2 separate regions of the Homo sapiens genome follow, and region 2 is linked to region 1. A link is an interaction called in ENCODE POLR2A ChIA-PET data of the cell type or tissue named here. Cell type or tissue: PC-3. All regions are shown on one strand. Region 1 overlaps TRIM29 (tripartite motif containing 29). Region 2 overlaps PHLDB1 (pleckstrin homology like domain family B member 1).

Evidence for each region. ChIA-PET counts read pairs that join two places held together with the same protein. Peaks named below come from ENCODE experiments on the same cell type or tissue, not always from the same donor. Only the 100,000 strongest peaks of a DNase experiment are listed, where the experiment ranks them.
Region 2: POLR2A ChIA-PET joins it to region 1 with 6 read pairs; 1 of 35 experiments calls an interaction of 5 or more read pairs at or near these places.

The regions. Positions count from the first base shown.
Region 1 is chr11:120,120,459-120,122,958 of GRCh38, forward strand. TRIM29 (tripartite motif containing 29) reads right to left here. Exons shown (of 9, transcript NM_012101.4): 5 at 2,496-2,500; 6 at 115-207. Among named protein-coding and RNA genes, the nearest start is that of TRIM29, 16 kb to the right of the region's middle. In PC-3, a CTCF peak has its summit at 832; DNase peaks (open chromatin) are centred at 1,083 and 1,603; H3K4me3 peaks cover 349 bases; H3K27ac peaks cover 2,395 bases.
Region 2 is chr11:118,633,876-118,636,375 of GRCh38, forward strand. PHLDB1 (pleckstrin homology like domain family B member 1) reads left to right here. Exons shown (of 23, transcript NM_001144758.3): 10 at 1,518-1,673. Among named protein-coding and RNA genes, the nearest start is that of MIR6716, 8.9 kb to the right of the region's middle. RefSeq lists an enhancer at 995-1,665. In PC-3, no CTCF peak of the experiment used is centred here; a DNase peak (open chromatin) is centred at 1,066; H3K4me3 peaks cover 1,015 bases.

The sequences.
Region 1 (2,500 bases):
CATTCATCTCACACTGGGGTCCCAGCCCTGTGCCCCTGGACCCACCTCTATGCCCCTCCTGCCTGCACAGCCCCACATGAACTCTGTGCACCCTTGAGCTGAGCCACCACCTACCTTTGGTGCCATAGAGATTGTTGAAATTCTTCTGGGTGGTCTCCTTGGTGAAGCGGCCAGGAGACGAGGGCTGGTATGATGTCCGGACCCCACCTGTGAAGCAGATGAAGGGGGCTGTCATTGCAGAAAATTGTCTCATCAGGACTCCTTGCCCCCAAAAAGTTGCCCAAGTGCCCATCACAGGACCTGGATTCCACCACTGAGAGAAGTCCTTTGGGTCTGACATAAGTCAATCAACTAATTTATCACCCAAATTGGCATGCTTTTGAGAGTAGAAGGACTCTGTTAGTAACCGTGCAGAGAGCATCAGCATAAACTTGGAGAGGCCATGGCAACCACGAGGGCAGAAGCAGTAGGCTCTCAGCCACGTGAGGGTGGGGCCTCCTGGAAGTGGCCTAATGAGCCAGAAACACCTCCCAGGGGCCCACCCAGGCTGCTGCTTCCCGGGAGATCAGAGCCTCACTTCACAAGTGCTTTCCTTCCCGCACACCTGGGCTCTCACAACAGCCTTGTGAGGAAGCAGTGGGGACTGATACCACCACCGATACCCAGCTGAAAACAATGAGCTCCCCATGTGTATTCTAGCCCTCTGTTACCTCTGTCCTTCCCCACCTGACCCTCAGATGACACCACACCCCCATTTCCGGCCCTGCCAGTCCTTCCTGTAAGCCTTTGTGCCTGTGTTCCCTGATGCCCTCTGCCCTTCGCAGTCATGCTCCCTCTACTGAGCACAGGTTCCTGGAAATTCACCCCTCCAGGGAAGGAGTCACAGCCACTGTCAATCCCACTGACCTCAAAGCTCCCAGACTCAGGACCCAGTCCCTTTAGGGGCCTTGTTTCTTTCATCTCCTTGGTGATTGCTTCCTGTTCTCCCCCCAACTCCACCCTGAGCCTGGGAGCTCCCAGAGGGCAGATTTCCTGTCCCTCCTGTCCTCGGCACAGGCTACCCACAGTGCTTGGGCAGGGATGCCGGGGGAACCTGTTTCTTCCATCACAGACATCATAGACTGACTCACAGTGCAGAGCTGGGAAGTCTCCCAGCATGTGAGCACAACCTCCCCTCTCTTCAGATACAGGTACTGAGGCCTGCCCAAGATGCCCCAGGCCCTAGGCCCTCGGGGTGGCATCATAGTGGGTGCTGCTGTTCCCTCCACCCCCTCCCACAACCTGCAGGAGGCTCACACTGGGCCCTCAGTCTCCTACAGAGCAGGAGAGACCCGCAGGAGCCTGTCAGGGCACTCGATGGCACCCCAGGGCCTGGTCCATGGATGGAAGGGAGAGACAGGAGGGACAGGGCCAGGGCGAGGCCAGGTAGGGGTTCTGAGGAGAGGGGTGCTGGGGCCGGCACTCCCAGAACTTGCCCAAAGGCACAGCACCCCAGGCAGGGAGGAGGCAGGCTGGCCGGCTGGGGCCTGGCCCACACCAGGAATGTCAGAGGAGGGAAAGCCCAACAACCAAGAAGCCCAGGGGTTGTTTTCAAACTGGGTGGGGCGGCACAGGTGCTTTTCTGTTGAGCTCATCTCTCCAAATCCCCCAAGCCTCTCCCATTGTGTGTGTGAGTGTGTGTGTGTGTGTGTGTGTGTGTGTGTGTGAAAGACGTGTGTGAATTACTGATTAGCTCCCGGAGGCTTCCCCCTCCCCAGCCCCTGTGCCTTACCCAGGCCTCCCTCCTCCCCCAGCCTCCCTCTCCCACATGCACAGGCACACACCCTCATGGTCCGAGGGCTGGCACACCCACCCTTATGTAACGGGTATTGCTGTGGTTTGTTGCTGGCGCCCAAGAATGTGAGAGGCCACCACAGGGCAAGGACAGGCAGGCACTGGTCTGTGCTAGGCCGGCACCTTGCAGGCTGGGACTGTCCAGGGCCTGAGAGGGAGGGCCAAGGGGGCCAGGGTGCAGAGCCAGGAAACTCAGAAGAGGAGGGACCACTCTCCCTGCCTAGGGGAGCAGAATGGTCCTGGGGTCGGCAGCCATCTCACAGGGCTCAGCCCCTACAAAACCTGAGCCAAAGCAAAACACAGCACCGGCCTGGCAGAAGGGAGCCCAGGAGACCTCCGGAAGGAAAGAGAAGCAGAGGTGTGGGCTGGAAGTGAGAAGGCAAGGAGGGCAAAGAGGTGCTGCCTGTGTGGCCCGGGAGGAATGCCTCTGAGGAGCTGGCACCAGGTAACTTCTCATTCGAACCAGGACACTTCTGAGAGCTAACACAGACCTGTTCATCATCACATCAGGACAACACGTAGATGCCAGGACTTTCCCAGGCAAACTGGACATGCCATCACCCCCACTCAGAAGGAACCTGGCTGAGAGTCACTGCACGGACTTTGGGGGCCCCTGGGCAGCAGGAGAGACACTAGGTCTGGGGTGAGGGGCTCCCTCTTACCTTTG
Region 2 (2,500 bases), 1.5 Mb before region 1:
CCTGCCTAACCTCATTTCCCACTGACCTGGAGTTTTTTGGAGGCCTAGACTTCGCTTTCTCTGTGGGGAAGAGAGGTTATTCGAGGCTGTGGTAGTGATGGTGGTGGTGGTGATGGTGGTAGTGATGGCAATGGTGTGGAGGGTTCACTTGGCTTCCCTCCCCTGCCCTCAGCCCATGGCTCCACTCTGGCTTTGGAATCAGTAACCACAGTTTCTCCTCTGCCTGTCCTTTGAGGGGTGACTCACCAAACCCTCCCCTCGTCCCCCTTCCCACCCTCAGAGGTGTCATCTCACCCCAGAAAGAACCGTCCACCCCCTCTGTACCCACTCCTGGGACTCATTACCATGGAAACAGCCCGAACTAATTGCAACCCTCATCCCTGAAGTTCAGCCTGCAGGGCCAACACCCCACCCCGACCCTGGGCAGGAGGGGAGGGAGGCCAAGGGTGTTGGGTTGGGGTCCCCTCTGCCACACTGCTTTAACATCCTCAGCTCCTGATTGACGCCCAACCCTGGATTTAACCCTCACCATCACTACCCTTTTTCCCTGGGTTAAATTTTGGTCTCTGGGCTGTAGTAGAAGGGGAGGGATGAGAGCTGGAGGCTCTGTGATGCAGAACCAGCCTTGACTGGTTTGGAGAGAAAACAGAGGGCCTTTTCTCGAGACCTACCCAACAATTTCAGTTCAAGGGACTTCAGGAGACCAAAATCTGTGCCCTGCCCCCACACCTCTGCCTGTGTTACCTCATCCCCTGCACCTCTGACTGCCGTGTTACCTTCAGCTCCTGGCCTTGGGCCCTCTCCCTCTTCACCTCTTTCCCTCCTCACTTTCCCTTTCTGCCCTTTTCTTTCTCCTCGCCTGGTTATTCTCCTCTTTGATTCTAGCCTTTTTTTCTCCTCTCTCAACCCCCATTGCCGACCCCCATTCTGTCCCGCCCTGGCCGCCCTCCCGCGCTCCCCTCCCGCCGCTGCCGGGCCGGAGTTGAGGAGTGTGTGTTCTGTTTCTCCCCTGTGCCCCGCCCTCTCCCTCGCCCTCCCGCCGACCAGGAGAGGGCGGAGCTGGCCGCGGGACGGAGGCACCTGGAGGCCCGCCAGGCGCTCTACGCCGAGCTCCAGACGCAGCTCGATAACTGCCCCGAGTCAGTGCGGGAACAGTTACAGGAGCAGCTGAGAAGGGTCAGTTCCACCGCCCCCCCTCCCCCGGCCCCGCGGGCCACGCCCCAGAAGGAAGAGAGGAGAGCGGTGGGACGGGACCACCTGGCCTCTGCAGTACCTGCCGGACACCAGGGTCGGTGCTGCGGTTTGGAGGGAACCGGGAAGGTTGGGGAATCAGCGCTCCAGGCCATGATGCCCGCAAAAGGGCAAGGCCAAGTACAGCGGGAGCTGGGGGGAGGCAGGTTTCTTACCCAATTTCCCCGGGTCCAGCCCCATACAACGCATGCCCCTGTGGCCTGGTCTTCCAGGCCCAGAGTGGCATTGCAAGCACCACCCAACCCCCTTTGTCACTGTCGTTGAAGGAGGCAGAGGCCCTGGAGACTGAGACAAAGCTCTTTGAGGACTTGGAGTTCCAGCAGTTGGAGCGGGAGAGCCGCGTGGAGGAGGAGCGCGAGCTGGCCGGCCAGGGGCTGCTCCGGAGCAAGGCTGAGCTGCTCCGCAGCATCGCCAAGAGGAAGGTGTGCCCCACCTCGTTCCCTGCTGCGTGCTGTTGGAGGCCAGTGACCTGGGTTTGAATCCCAATGACCTCACAAAAGTTAACTTCGTCTTTTGTGCCTGGATTTCCTTGTCTGTAAAATGAGAATTACAACAGGTTGTTGTGAGAATTAAACAAGATGTAAAGACAGAATAGGATGTGATTGTAATGAGCACTCGGTGAAGAATAACTATTATTAAGCTCTGACTCCCCTCAGTCTTCCAGTGGAAAGTGGATTCTGCTCCCATTCAGAGCTTGGCACTGGCCCAGCAGGAAGGTGAAAGATGGAGGAGGAGGAGGCTTGCCCCTGTGCTTGCAGAGCTCTTGTCTGGTGGAAGTGCTGGGACACACAGAAAGATTTGAGATCTGGATATTAGAGCCAGCTAGGGGCCCTAGAAAGGGCATTCATTTCGGTTCCAGCCATGGCTCAGCCCTGCCTTGGCTGAGCTATAAAACAAGGGTTATTGGGTATTGTGGCCTGGCCAGCTGTGACACGCTAGCTAGATACTGTGATCACCTGCTCTTGATCTCAGCCAGACCACAGGATGGTGGCACAGGTGACTGTGTATGTTTGGGGAGTAAAGCTGGGAGGAGGTATGTGTTAGTAAGGGTTGGGAAGAGGTGAGGGAGGGATTGGAGAGGATGGCTCAAGCAGCTTCCACCCTTATGGCTGAAGCTTGTGGCCATGCACATGCACACATGCATGTACATTTTGCTTGGCTGGAGTTAGTGTGGGGGAAGTGAGGGTGGTGAGATTGGGGAGGGGTGTCTAAAATTGGTGACGTAGGGGATTTGCTGGTTAGCCTGGGG